Linked DNA regions of Homo sapiens: region 1 is linked to region 2. A link is an interaction called in ENCODE POLR2A ChIA-PET data of the cell type or tissue named here. Cell type or tissue: MCF 10A. All regions are shown on one strand. Each heading gives the region's core, and the rest is flanking DNA. Links, peaks and the distances in the headings are about the cores only.

Region 1 (2,915 bases), core at 313-2,812, 230 kb after region 2:
TCAGGAGCTTCTCCTTCCCACAGACATCTTACACTTGCTCGACACTGCCACCTGCAGAAGCCTGGCGGGCTCTGGTCACCATGTGTCTATCTGAAGGTTGCACTGGCCAGCATGGGCCTGTCCCAAGCGAGAGGGGAGACACAGTGGACTGAAAGGACTGGTTGAAAGTGGCCAATCTCTATCAGCTTAATTTGGCAGAGAAAATTTGTAACAACTCTGAGCACATGCTGGGTGAAGTCACAGCTCAAGGAAAGATAAAGCTGGGCGGAAGGAGGTGTGCGTGGCTTCTGGGGTGGGACCCAGAGGGGAGGCTCTGGGACAGGGGCTGGGGTTCAGTGCCAGGGCCCTGAGGAAGAAATGGGGACTGATCTCAAAATTCCAGAATTCCCTGTACATCTGTTCACGTGCTTGTGTCCAGGTGTGACTTGTAAACTGTCTAGTGTTTGCATTAAATAAAATGGCACCGAGCAGATTCTTGTCTTCTGATGGTGTTAAGGCACGCCCTTGGTCAAGTGTTGCCACTTTTCCCTAAAGTAAGTAATTTATGATGCAGAGCTGCCCTCCTCCCCCTCCCCCCGCCCCGCCCCCAGCTGAAGGTATTTCTCGAGAAGCTTAGAATTCTTGCATTTACCCCTCAGTGACTGGCTCAGTGTCAGGACTTCCAAGGGTGACTCCTCACCGTACAAGCAGCTAAGGCCAGGGGATGTGGAGCGACCAATGTCCTGGGGTTAGAGAGGGCAGAGGCAGGAGCAGAGTGCTGCGGGGCCGCTCCCGGGCTACATGGGTTGCGCAGTCCGGGGCCTGGAAGCAGCAAAAAGTCCCAGGCTCACAAATCCCAAGTCGACTGCTCTGCCGCCTTCCAAGCAGGCTGGTAACCAGTGGAGGTTCCAGTTAACGCGCAGTTGTTTTTCAACCAGAAAGCTGGGTGAGAAAGGAGCCCTGCACCTCGTCACTTGTTGCAGCCTCATGGAGAGTGGCCCGTTTGGGATGAAGTATGTCCTTCTCATCAGCTCGCATGTTGGCTTCAAATTGAGAAGACGACAGTTCAGTTCAGGGCATTTCAGCATGAAAACAAACAAGATGCAGTGGACCCTGGGTTTTAACATGGAGGTCGGTTGTTTGTTTTTTCATTTTGTTTTGCCAACCTCGGCTTCTAGTGAAATAATAGCATCAGGTCCTCTCAAACCCGAGACCACCATATGCCTGTCTCGTGCAGGAGTTCTGCATGGCTAGCTGCTATGGTCTCACTGCTGGGGAAGGCTGGCTGGCAAGCAGTCCCCTGGGCATCCTCTGTGCCCAGTGAATACCGGGCTCTCTGGCTCACTCAGTAGTAACGTGTGTGGAGAGGGACAGGGACCCCACACCCTTAACAAGAAGACCGACAACACACAGAGGGCACAGGGGGTGGTGTGATTTCATCCAGGCCTTCGTGGCCCTGAAAAGGTGAACGCCCCTTCCTTTGGGGTGGGGGCAGTCTGAGGCCTTAGAGAGCACTGCACTTGCATGCGAAGGACTCATCACCCTGACTGGCTCCTCTCAGGTGTCTCCAGACCTTTCCCCAAGTCGTCCACGTTTTCTCAAGGTTAGAGCTGAGGGCGTTTCTGACTTTACAATCATCAATCAATCAATCAATCAATCAATCAGTATTTCCTGTTTCAGCCAAAATACTTACTTACTTACTTACTTACTTACTTAAGACTCATGATACATTTACAATTTACTGAATGAATTAAATCACATAAAGTTAGTTACTTTACATCATCATATATTAACTGTGCTTGACGCACAGTAAACATTCAATCCATGTTATTTTATTACCGATTTTCCTCAAAGGAAAAATCTACTAAGATACTTACTTACTTACTTAAAAAAGACCAGGGAGCAAACATATGATCATTTTAATTACAGATGATTGAAATACAGTGCAACAGATGAGACAAATACAATACTGTACCAGTTTTTAAAAACCTGAACCATAACGGCTTCGCATTCTAGTACACTTACTTACTTAAAACAAAAATTGCTTAGATAACAAAACTATACTTCAAGTTGTTTTAGAAACAGTTCTGCGCTAGGAACATACAAAGGAAAATGACCCGTTGTGCTTCTTTAAAATCGAATGAGAGTCTCCTCTAGGGTCCTGCTGACAGAGCCCCCCCCAGCCTCCGCCAGGTGAGGTGCACAGGGCCCACTCCAGGCACCAGCTCCCCCCAACTTGGCTTCTCTGGTTTGTCGAAGGCATCATCCAGTCCACACTATGTTTAACAGTCCTAGTCAGCCAGGGGATTACATATTTCTGGGAAGAAAATGGCAAATGTCCCCATTAAAAAAAAAATCAGTATATCAATAATCCAGTATATCCATTCATAAATAAGCTTTCAGATATGTTAGGAACATAAAAGCTATTGTTGAACACGACTTAGCAACAAATCCCACATATGATAAAAAATGGAGAATTGATTTTAGGTTATCAAATTACCTTGAATAAATCTCTCTGGTATCTTCTTATAGAAGGATAATTTTCCGTAAGAATCAGGAGGTTCCCAGTTAAAAAAAAATCCATTCTTTCTCTCTCTACGAAAAAACCCTTAACATATTTTCAAAAATAATAAGGTCAATCTGTAGGCCTTTGCCTGGAATCCAGTAGTTTGAAACCAACCAGCTAACACTGCTATGCAGTCACACTGGGGTTTGACCTCAGGGGCCGCTGCAGCTGCCTCTGCCTCTAAAGGCTGAATTCCTGCAGCCAGTGGCGGGGTGGGGGGGCAGCTGCAGCAACAGGCACGGCACATGGGAGGGGCATGGCCTGCTGGGGCAGGACCCAGGTGTGCAATAGTCATCTGTGGCATGTCACACAGAGGAGCTCAGAGCTATGGCGCTCAAGTGGATTGAACCAATTGGTAAGTTAGTTAATT
Region 2 (2,915 bases), core at 166-2,665:
GGCATGCACCACCATGCCTGGAATTTTTTTTTTTTTTTTGTATTTTTAGTAGAGATGGGGTTTCATCATGTTGGCCAGGCTGGTCTTGAACACTTGACCTTAAGTGACCCACCTGCCTCGGCCTCCCAAAGTGCTGGGATTACGGGCATGAGCCACTGCACCTGGCTTTGTTGTAAGTTTTCAAATCAGGCCAGGTGCAGTGGCTTACAGGTGTGCTGTAATCCCTACACTTTGGGAGGTCGAGGCAGGAGGATCGAGTCCAGGAGTTTGTGACCAGCCTGGGCAACACAGTGAGACCCTGCCTCTAAAAGAAATTAAATTAGCCAGGTGCGGTGGTGCTACTTGTAGTCCCAGTTACCTGGGAGGATGAGGTGGAAGGATGCCTTGAGCCTGGGAGGTTGAAGCTGCAATGAGCTGTGATTGTGCCACTGCACAATAGCCTGGACAACAGAGCAAGACTCTGTCTCAAAAAAAAAAAAAAAGTTTTAATAAAGTAGTTTTGAAATCAAGAAATGTGAATCCTCCAACTGTTTTCAAGATTGATCTGGGTATCTCCTGCATCTCTTGAATTTCTATATGACATTTAGAATCAGCCTGATTTCTACTAGAGGAAGCCAGCTGGGATTCTAATAGAGATTGCGTTCTAGATCAATTTCAGGAGTATTGCCATCTTAACAATATTAAACCTTCCCATTCATGAACGTGGAATGTCTATTTCCTTAGGTCTTTAATGTTTTGTACTTTTCCCCATGTAAGTTTTGCACTTATATTGTTCATTCCTAAATATTTTATTCTTTTTGATGTTATTGTAGATATTTAAGAGAATGTTTTCTTAGTTTCAGATTGTTCATGGCTGGTATATAGAAATACTAGTTTTTGTATGTTAATCTTGTATACTGCAGATGATCAATTCATTTTTCTAGCAGTTTTATTTGGAGATTCCTTACGGTTATCTGTATACAAGGTCATATCATCTACAAATAGACATAGCTTTGTCTTCTCAATTTCAGTCTGGATGTTTTCTTTTTCTTTTGCCTAATTGCCCTGGCTAGAACTTCTAGTACAATCATGAATAAACCCATGGGTTTTCCTAAACGTCCTATATCAGGTTGAGGAAGTTCCCTTCTACCCTTGTTTTTATCATGAAAGTGTTTGTCAAGGTTTTTGTGTCTATTGAGATGATCATGTGTGTCTTTTTCCTTTTATTGATATGGTATCCCAGCTTCTTTTGAAAGCTGAAATCGTAGGATGCCCAACATATAAAACAGGGTGGGAGGCTGCTCTGGTTGAAGCAGTAAGGGAAGCTTGGGGCCGCCAAGCTGGCTCAATGGCCTTTCCTTACCAGGTAGCCTTGGGCTCCACAGAAAACTGAGCTGGGAGCCAAGAACAGCAAGCGGTCCCTGTGGCTCTCCTCCAGAACTCCTTGTTGGGCATGGCTGAGTCAGCCAACTAAGCCCAGACCCTTGGCCTCGAGGAGCCCTGTGGGCAGGGCTGGCTGATTACAAGTACCCAACCACTTTATCAAATAGTAGCTCGTTAGCATCCTGCAAATTGCCTATTTATCCTGGTCCAGGGCTTCAGAGCCAACTCCCCCTTATGCCTCGGGCCAGGAGGTTGATCTTGGGGCTTTGGAGTCCTTAACACTTAAGTCATTTTGATGGTATCATTCCACTAAATGTTAGTAGTTCAGATCTATGGTTACCACAAAGTTTGCACTTCTAAAACCTTGATGATAATCAACCAAAAGTACAGAGGTTCAGTATCTCAGACAGATCGCAGACAGCCCACTGATTACTTTTTGGGAAGAGTGATTAAGAAACTTTATTACAGAAAATGAATGCATCCAACGTCCCCAAATACATTTGTGACAAGAACAGACACACACAGGAGACACAGACAATAGTCACTACATCACAGCCTTGTTCTTTCCGAAGGATAAAATGTCATTCAAGAATGGGGTGAGGTGGTTAGAGGGAGTAGGTACTATCCTTTTAAATGGGGGAAAAAAAAAAAAAAAGCAACAGGTTGGCATCTTAAGAACACAGACAGTGGGCCCAGAAATCAAGCTAAGCCTAAGCCTTAGGTAACATCATGCCACTTACATCATCTCAGAGAAACTAGGGCATTATTCCACTAGAAGAGCAATCTTGCCACAGTGTGAAAACGTTGAGTAGTGATCTTGCTGCCCCAGCTAATGGACCAAGTGGCCTCAACTTGACAGCCTCTTTAAAACTCAATGTTTGCCTAATCAAAGATCATCTGGCTAAACTGCTCCCCCACTTCTGCTTAGCTACTTTGGAAGCACAAAAGTTACCCCTTTCCATCCTTGGCCCTTCCCTGGTTGGTACATCTAGTTATGAGATAGACGCGCACCACTTAACAAATCACTCCCTTTTGACCGCAGGTTGTTTCTCTTCCATATTTGACGAGGCTGGCAACAGCTCCCGAATCTTGGCCTAGCACATCACGAATTGGGAAGCTAAAGCTTTAGCTTAGAATGCCAAGTGACAAGGACATGGCTGAAGCAGGAGGGGAAATTCTGGAACAAGTGCCTCTGGGCAAACCTCACAACCGAGTTTTTTAAATTAGTGGTCATTTTCTAGAACTAGAGGAACACATTCAGGACAAACAGTTCTGATGGGAGAGCGAATGGCTATGAACACATAAGAGATCAGGCTGTGACCGTGACCATAACTCGTACTCATCCAGGACCCGACAGGGCGGAGAGGACACCGCCTCCAGACATGCAAGTTTCTCAACAGTGAATTTTAAGAAAAAGCTGCTTTCTCTTAAAATTAATAGCACAAAAACACTCCTGCGTGTTTCATAGCCTCAAACATACACACCCAAATATTAATGCTGGGCAATAGCAACACTCACCCACAACACAGTACTGTATCCTTCATTGCTACGGA

What was found. Peaks named below come from ENCODE experiments on the same cell type or tissue, not always from the same donor. Only the 100,000 strongest peaks of a DNase experiment are listed, where the experiment ranks them.
Region 1: POLR2A ChIA-PET joins it to region 2 with 5 read pairs; 9 of 35 experiments call an interaction of 5 or more read pairs at or near these places.

What each region holds. Positions count from the first base shown.
Region 1 is chrX:150,763,893-150,766,807 of GRCh38, reverse strand. MTMR1 (myotubularin related protein 1) reads right to left here. Exons shown (of 16, transcript NM_001306144.3): 16 at 1,700-2,915. It overlaps CD99L2 (CD99 molecule like 2), which reads left to right. Exons shown (of 11, transcript NM_031462.4): 11 at 1-472. Among named protein-coding and RNA genes, the nearest start is that of MTMR1, 72 kb to the right of the region's middle. In MCF 10A, for the core only: no CTCF peak of the experiment used is centred there; no DNase peak of the experiment used is centred there.
Region 2 is chrX:150,989,652-150,992,566 of GRCh38, reverse strand. HMGB3 (high mobility group box 3) reads right to left here. Exons shown (of 5, transcript NM_005342.4): 5 at 1,796-2,915. Among named protein-coding and RNA genes, the nearest start is that of HMGB3, 7.8 kb to the right of the region's middle. In MCF 10A, for the core only: no CTCF peak of the experiment used is centred there; a DNase peak (open chromatin) is centred at 1,416.